Regions from separate parts of the Homo sapiens genome. Here region 1 is linked to region 2. Evidence: chromatin loops called from intact Hi-C (ENCODE). Cell type or tissue: PC-9. All regions are shown on one strand. Each heading gives the region's core, and the rest is flanking DNA. Links, peaks and the distances in the headings are about the cores only.

The links. Hi-C counts contacts between places; a loop is a spot of excess contacts. Peaks named below come from ENCODE experiments on the same cell type or tissue, not always from the same donor. Only the 100,000 strongest peaks of a DNase experiment are listed, where the experiment ranks them.
Region 1: a loop joins it to region 2, with 4 times the contacts of the local background. A loop is called at or near these places in 2 of 110 quality-filtered maps.

Annotation. Positions count from the first base shown.
Region 1 is chr1:108,123,309-108,127,704 of GRCh38, reverse strand. No RefSeq gene overlaps it. Among named protein-coding and RNA genes, the nearest start is that of LINC02785, 61 kb to the right of the region's middle. RefSeq lists a silencer at 1,836-1,975. In PC-9, for the core only: CTCF peaks have their summits at 1,788 and 1,990 (motif pointing right); a DNase peak (open chromatin) is centred at 2,014.
Region 2 is chr1:108,641,650-108,646,045 of GRCh38, reverse strand. No RefSeq gene overlaps it. Among named protein-coding and RNA genes, the nearest start is that of HENMT1, 17 kb to the left of the region's middle. RefSeq lists a silencer at 3,308-3,508. In PC-9, for the core only: CTCF peaks have their summits at 2,154 and 2,356 (motif pointing right); a DNase peak (open chromatin) is centred at 2,315.

The DNA.
Region 1 (4,396 bases), core at 256-4,255, 520 kb after region 2:
CCCAGCTACTTGGGAGGCTGAGGCACGAGAGTCGCTTGAACCCAGGAGGTGGAGGTTGCAGTGAGCTGAGATTGCGCCACTGCATGCCAGCCTGGGTGACAGAGTGAGACTCCACTTAAAAAAAATTAAAAAAAAAAAAATAATAATAATAAAAAAAGAAAGAGTCTCCATGGAACACTTGATCCCTAATTGGCAGAAGAGGTCAAGGAAAAACACTAATGTGAAACAAGGGCAAAAGGTGCAAGAAAATTAAAAGGCAGTTAATAACTTCAGGAAAAATTAAAAAGCTCTAATATAAACGAAATGTGGCTGGGTGTGGCGGCTCATGCCTATATAATCCCAGCACTTTGAGAAGCTGAAGTGGGCAGATCGCTTGAGGCTAGGAGTTTGAGACCAGCCTTGGTAACGTAGCAAAACCCCATCTGTACGAAAAATATAAAAATTAGCTGGGCATGGTGGCCTGTGCTTGTAGTCCCAGCTATTGAGGGGAGAGCAGCTAAGGTGGGAGGATTGCTTGAGCCTGGGAGGTCAGGCTGCAGTGAGCTGTGATTGTGCCACTGCACTCCAGCCTGGGCAACAGAGCGAGACCCTGTCTCAAAAAAAAAAAAAAAGAAATGTAATTATAGTGAACACTAGCTCGGCAGTGAAAAATACTGCAAAGTCACATCATCAATGTGCTTTCAAAATCAAACTGTAGGCCTAAATATAGCTATAGAAGAATGTAAACAAGGAAGCAAATGTAATCAGAAGCTGAGCAGTAGGAGAGAGGAGGTGGGGTGAAAAGGGAAGGATGAGGAAGGTGGGGGTGTGCAAGGCTCTTGCTTACCTGGGTACCCGACAGGTGAGATGGCTGTAGCAGACACTGGCAGTTCCCTGCCCACACACCTGGCCCTGACCACGGCTGCACAAGGCAGCTCTGTGTGCAATTGCCAGCATCTGCTTTGGTGTTGCTCTTGGTGCTGGAGCTTACTTGCTGCCCATGTGACAGGAGCAGCTCTAAACCAGTGGTCGTGAGCTCTGTTTCGCACTGGCTCCCATTTCTACACTGGGTCTGGTGCAGGTGCCTATGGTGGCAGCTGGTGTGATGATTTGCCCTTTACTGATGGCCTTCTCCTCATCTTACTTTCCCATCCTGTCCTTGAATCATCCATTTCAGGATCTGCCTCTGAAAGAACCCAAACTAAGGCAGTCAATCCACCACAGACAGACAAGGAAATAGAAGCAGAGCGTTTTATTTAGAGATTATGGAGGAAAATACGAAAAGAAGCAACTAACAGAACTGCAGGTCATTACCTCTAGGGACCAAGACTAGAGGTGGGAAGGGGCGGAAGAGGAGACCATGCTTTTAAATATATGCATGGCATGTGCTACTTTAATATAATTAAAAACAATCACTTAAAGCAAATTGGAACAGTGTAACAAATGAAATCAAATGAAATCAAAAGGAGAGAGCACAAATATATCTGAGTAACTTGGTCTGTCCCCCAGCCCCCTTAATGTTGTTACCTGAATATGTCAATTGTTGTCAAAAGACAAGCATAAACTGAAATCGATTATTGTATGGATCTGAACCGATGGAAAATATTCTCTGTACAGCAATTTTAAAAGTATAATGGTAATCACTGTGTTAGGGATTAAGTATACTTCCCACCCTGTGTTTTTGCCATTGTATAGGAAAAATCATGCAGAATACATTGATAATCACTGTAGAAATGAGATGAGATTTATTAACTAAAACACTTAGCACTTCACCTGGCACTACTTTATGAAGAAGCACTTTGTATAGGGCACTATGTGTAGTTTATATATATAAAGAAACATTTGTGTATTGGGTTTGAATGTTACTTGTTGTTGTTGAATATTCTTCTGCTAGTCCACCCTGTCCCTGATGGAAGCTATGCCCCCGGATCAGAAACGCTTGATGCTCAAGCGGTCCTGGGAAACCACTATTGCAAGTAACTGTCAGTGCCCTCTACTTTCCACTAGATGGCAGACTTCCCCCAGCTCTGTGGACGGCAGATACCCAGGAGAGGAGGACAGAGCTTCAGATCTTTGCTTTCTCCCTTTCCCTTGACCTGGAAAATCACTGGGCTGCCTCTGAGGCCAGATTTAGATTTCCTGCACAAGCCATCATTACCTTGTTTAGAGGAGTGAAATTAGGGTCGACCTGTCCTGTCATTCCAGGACAGAAGGTGACAAATAAGGTCCTTTATGTGTAGCACTGAGGAGAAGGGCTTGTTCTTAATTTTTAAGATATTTTCCAAAAATAGAAAAATTCTGTTTTACAAGTCAAATAAGAAATGATTGAAAAACAAGTATCACTGTTCATATACAGAGTCGTAGGTAAATGTTCAGATACAAAAATTGTGACCATAGAGCATATTTTTGGATATTTGTTTTCATAGTGTGATGAATATTTTTGTTTGCTTAAAATTATTTCAGAAGTATAATCATAATTCAAGCTTGAAATACAAGAGTGGTAAAATGAGAGCAAAAATAAACAAGTAATAAAACGCACCACAAAATTTCTGACTCCATTCCCTTTTAGGGATTTCTTTTTTTACAAGAGTTATTTTTATTGATTTGTGTGACACACTGGCTGACACGTTTTAAAATAAATAAACTTTGGGTTTCAGATGAACACAGTTTGCATGCTGTCTCTCTGGAACAATACACATCAGAGGAAGAAGTTAATAGGAAAATCAGGCAACCCAAACTGTGTTTTTTAGGTTAATCAGGAATTTCCTTCAATTCTAGTAAACAGGTGGAAATAGAAATTTTGAGCTGAGAAAAGTAGGAATCAGGACGTGGAAGGGAAAAGCTGGGTTCTGCTGCGGTGATGTGGGTGACCCTTCATGATGAGCCAGCTGTCTATTCTCCCAGCTCTCTCCCGGCGGTAGGAACTGAGAAGAGGCGCCCCTCGCTGCAGGCCCTTTGATGCCTCTCCTCTCCCCTGTCCTTTCACCCCCGACTCTGTGAGTTGCTTTTAGATATCGTTCTTTACTTACCAATTGTCTCTTTCTCCCCTGCTTGTTAACGTATCATGAAAAAACTGTGACGTGATGACCCCCCATGAATGCCTCTGGAGGAAAAGTGCTAGAAAATTTAAAAAGAAAATTAAGGTGATAAAACTGGCCTCATTAATCTGTTAAACTCCTTCAACATTGCCAAAAACAGAGGTGAGCTTCTCAGCTCAGTTTCCCCAAAATTCACAGAAAAAATTACTGTGCTTGAAAAGAAAACACAGCGGGCCAGGCGCAGTGGCTCATGCCTATGACTCTAGCACTTTAGAAGGCCACGGTCAGAGAACTGCTTGAACCTAGGAGTTTGAGACCAGCCTGGGAACATAGTAAGACCTCATCTCTACAAAAAAAGGAGCAAAAATTAACCAGGTGTGGTGGTGCATGCCTGTAGTCCCAAGCTACAGGCTGGGAGGCAGAGGCAGGAGGATCACTTGAGCCCAGGAGGTAGAGGTTACAGTGAGCTGAGAGGGCATCACTGCACTGCAGCCTGGGCAACAGAGTGAGACCCCATCCCCTCCCCACAAAAAGAAAAGAAAAACACAGAGGATGTAAAATGGAGCTGAGATAGTGATATTCTGCCCAATATTTTAGGCAGTGCTGGGATTTTCTCACTAAATGATCAATATTGAAAACTAAAATATTTTATTAAAATGAGAAAAAATTATCAAAGTGAAGATTAAAATTATAAGGCTCATTCAAAGAGACGAGGGTGTACTTATATAATCTCCCAGTTTTAACTGCAAGATGTTTCATGACTTATGATGGGGTCATGTCACATCCTGATAAACCCATAGTAAGTCGAAAATAGCATAAGCCAAAAACGCATTTAATACCCCAATAAACCAATCATGAAGCTGAAAATCGTAAATCAAACCGTCACTAAGTTGGGGACTGTCTGTATTGTTTACTTTAATATTTTGGAAAGTTTTTTAGTGTGTGATACCAAAATCTACTTGACATTTAAGCACTGATTAACGCTAATGATTTTCACTGGGTCTTTTTTAAGCCCTAGCACAGCTGTTTGAAAACTTGGCTGAACATTAGAACCACCTGGGCGGGAGCTGGGGTTAGCTTTTAAAACTCTCAGGTCATATCCCAGACCAATTAAAGCAGAATCTCTGGGGTGGGACACAGGCACCAGTATTTTTAAAATTCCCCCAGGTGATTCCAACTGCTGCCAAGGTTGAGAACCACTGCAGTCTGGCTTCATTCTGACCACTGTCTACACATGATGTTAGTAATGGTTGGGATTGAAGGACTATAAATACAAGGACAGTGTTTCCCAGTGCCCTCCCAAGTGGAGGAGGCCAGGAGGGAGAGATGACGGGATTTGCTGACCAATTAGGTAGAGGTTTAAGAGAAGCTGTTAGGCC
Region 2 (4,396 bases), core at 106-4,105:
CAAGACCAGCCGTTTCTCTGATCTTTCTTGAAAGTTAATCAGTTAACTTTGTTCGAGCCTAATCACTGGAGCCCCCATGTGGAAACATTTTAAGTGCTCATGACTGCCATGGGGGCTGGAGCTGCTCTTCCCCATGGCCTTCCCGCTCTCTCTGCGGCTTCTGTACCTACGTTCTTCTTGAGAAGTTTGTCTTTCCCCCAACCTGGATACAGGCCTTTCTTTGCACACTGAAAGGCTCATTAATACTTGAGGTCAGGGGTTGCCAGACGTGCTTTTGGGGCTAGACAGTAAATCTTTGCAGGTGATCCAGTCTCTATCACAACTATTCAACTCTGCTTGAGTCAAAGCCACCACAGACAATGTGAAAACAAGTGCGCTGAGCAGGAGACAGAGTTTAATCTGCAGTCTTCTTTGAGAGAAGGTTCTCACTGCCACTGCCCACCTCCCAGACTAGATACGAAATCTGCACTACCAGGTATTGAAACCTCCCTGGCCCTTGAGATCTGAATATAATTTGCCTCCAACTCCTATTTCCATAGTCTGGGTAACTCCAAAACTCTGAGACTTCTATGATTTCCTAAAAGCTTACGTTATCACAGCACTGCCTGCCTTCAAGTTCAGTTCCATACAACTGAGATGTGAATCTCAGCCCCTTCTATGCTGCTCCGAGGCTCCTCAAACACATCCCACCTTACCCTCCTTCTCATCTGGCAGCAGCTCCCAGCTCACCTTCCCCAGCTGCCCTCGCTTGCCCCACCCCCTCCCCTCCTTTCCTGTGACTGCCAACCTGCTGCCCCACGGCACGCCCAGCAGTTCAGCTCCCTTCAAGTGTTCTCAGCCCTCAGTTCTGCCAGCGGTTATCAAGGGAGAACTCCAAATAAAGGCAATTTCTTCAACTAGAGTTTGGGTGCCAAGAACATTAAATCTTTATCTCGTTATGCCTGGTCCTGTGGAGACTGTGTGTCGAGCAGTTGACAGGAAGTCAGGGACTGAGCAGTGTCAGCAGTGGCAATGTGGTCTTTTGAAGACTGAGAACTGTGGGTTTCTGCCTTCATGAAGGATGCTAGGTGCTAACTACAGCAAACATGGCTTATCATTATATTTGTGAACCTCGAACATTTGAGACAGGTCTCAGCTAATTTAGAAAGTTTATTTTGCCAAGGTTGAGGACACGCTCCCATGACACAGTCTCAGGAGGTCCTGACAACATGTACTCAGGGTGGTCGGGGCACATCTTGGTTTTATACATTTTAGGGAGACATGAGACATTAATCAATATATGTAAGAAGTACATTGGTTCCATCCAGAAAGGCGGGGACAACTCAAAGCAAGGAGGGAGCTTCCAGGGCACTGGTAGAGGAGAGACAAATGGTTGCATTTTTTTGAGTTTCTGATAAGCTTTTCCAAAGGAGGCAGTCAGATATGCATCTACCTCAGTGAGCAGAGGGATGACTTTGAATAGAATGGGAGCTAGGTTTGCCCTGAGTAGTTTCCAGTTTGAATTTTCCTTTCGCTTAGTGATTTTAGGGGTCCAAGATATTTTCCTTTCACATATATGATGCACATCCTTGGTGATATCTAGAAAAAGGGGACAGCTGGGAATATTGCTGAGGTCTAGCAAACAAGCTGCTAGGAGCTGGAAGTTGGAAATGTGTATAGTAAATGTTAAATACAAGCTTTTGAAGCCAGCAGTATGTGTTAATACCTTTTATCTTGAAAGTTAACAATTCATGTCCTCTATTTCTCTGTTGGGTTCTTAATGTTCCTGCTGAATTGTGTGTACTCTGCCTGCACACTTTTGCCTCCACTGCTGCAACAATCTCATTTCTTTCTACATGCTCAACTTCATCCTGCATGCTAGACTCAAGCTAGAATTAGTCAGATTAAACTGTGATCTGATTGTATTGTCTTACCCAACAACATGACTCCCTGCTCCCACACATCACCCTTGACCCATCAGAGCCTTTGCTTTCACTGAACAGGCTCTGTGTGTTCTCACTGCTGTTTCCCACCTGGCCCTGTACATATGTTCTTTACCATGCTGCCCAAGCAGTGCTTTTGGGTAGAAATCTTCATGGAACTGTACTTAGAGAATTTTTCATTAATCCTACACCAAAGGAAACAATTTTACTTTAAGCAAAATGTGCAATGCTTCAAAGTCTGTTGAAATTATTTCAAATTTTAAAAATTACAAGATAAAAAATGTGTTTTTCCTTTGGTCTAAATTTCATGAAATATATGTGAAATAGGAGCAGATAGGATCACTTGAGACAGGTAGATTTGAACTGAATCAACAGACGTTCAAGGCCAGAAGGTGGCACACTTTTCCTATTTTAAGTAGCTGCACATACTCGCTTTAAGGGTTCCCCAATATAAGATTCAAAAAACAAGATGCCAAAAAAGCTTAGCATGCCAACTTTCTGCAGAGGTTTGAGGTTTTCTGCAATGCATACACTAAGGAAAAACAGTGTTGAAATGGTTTGAAGATCTGCGGTGAAGTCAATTTCTTAAGAAATGGTTGAGGTAATACCTCAACCTAGCTGGGTTATAAATGCATGGGAATGAGGTCTAAACATTCATTTGGGAAATTTTCTGACATTTCCTATTAAATAGGTTCACATGGAATAGAGATCACTGACCCAGGGACTGTCTAAATTTATGCCTGTTTAGGTTTCTTTTTTTTTTTTTTTTTAGACAGAGTCTTACTCTGTCGCCCAGGCTGGAGTGCAATGGCACGATCTCAGCTCACTGCAACTTCCACCTCACGGGTTCAAGTGATTCTCCTGCCTCAGCCTCCCAAGTAGCTGGAATTACAGGCACCCGCCACCACGCCCAGCTAATTTTTTGTATTTTTAGTAGAGACGGGGTTTCACCATGTTGGTCAGACTGGCCACAAACTCCTGACCTCAGATGATCCACCCACCTCGGCCTCCCAAAGTTCTGGGATTACAGGCGTGAGCCACTGCGCCCAGCCTAGGTTTCTTAATTTTCTGTTAAACTTTGTATAATGTGGACTGGATTAATTCCACCAGTGATTTCCTACCTATCATACAAATGGAAGGAAAGATTTCATTATGTGCTGCTACCAGATAAGTGATGCATAGGTACAGGAAGCGAAGTGAAAACAGGTGAAAGAGAAAGGGAAGGACAGACAGAGAAAGAGGAAGAAAGCCACCAGGTGTTGAAGAAAGGTGGGCCAAGTCGAAACAAGAAGGCTGGGTCTGAGAACTCCATGTTGGAGATGTGGGCAGCATCTGAGGGGGCAGATCAGAGTCCTGCCAGGTTCTGCTGTGATCTGGTACAAAGTTATTCTGGGTGATCCTCTGTACTGGGGAGGAGTGTGGAGGTTTTCCCCTAGAGTGTCCATACCCTACTCTGTCCTGACAAGAGCAGGGTGCTTTCTCTTTAGTCATATAACCTTTTTAAATCTGCACTGTCCAGGGAGGCCCTGACAATCTGCAGAGAAGATGCTGGGTTCAAACTGACATTAAACCATAGTTCTTTATTAATATTAAATTGCTATTATAATTTGAATATCAGCAGAGGGACACTGTTGGCATTGTTTTTGTTCTCTGAGGACATTCTGGTCTATGGGAATAGAACAGTCTGTACGAGGATATAGGTGACATAAATACCATTTGTTAAGTGATGATCTTAAACTGTAATAGTGAAAAAATGTTTGTGGGTACATAGTAGGTGTATATAGGGGGTATATGAGATATTTTGATATAGGCATGTAATGTGTAATAATCACATCAGGGTAAATGTGTTTTAACATTTATCATTAATAATGTGAAGTAACAGTATCTGTTACTTCAAGCATTTATCCTTTGTGTTACAAACAATCCAATTATACTTTTTTTTTTTTTTTGAGATGGAGTCTTGCTCTGTCGCCCAGGCTGGAGTACAATGGTGCGAGCTCGGCTCACTGCAACCTCGTCTCCTGGGTTCAAGCGATTCTCCTGCCTCAGCCTCCTGAGTAGCTGGGATTACAGGCGTGCACCACCACACCCGACTAATTTTTGTATTTTTAGTAGAGATGGGGTTTCACCATGTTGGTCAGGCTGGTCTCAAACTCCTGACCTCTAGTGACGCGCCTGCCTTGGCCTCCCAAAGTGCTGGGATTACAGGCTTCAGCCACTGCGCCTGGCCCAATTATACTCTTAAAATGTACAATTAAATTATTTTTGATTATAGTTACCCTTTTTTGCTAGCAAATACTACATCTTATTCATTCATTTTTTTTGCCCACCTCCCACACCCTACCCCCTAACTACCCTTCCCAGCCTCTGGTAACTATCCTTCTACTCTCTTATCTCCATGAGTTCAATTATTTTAATTTCTAGTTCCCACAAATAAGTAAGAACATCTGAAGTTTGTCTTGCTGTGCCTGGCC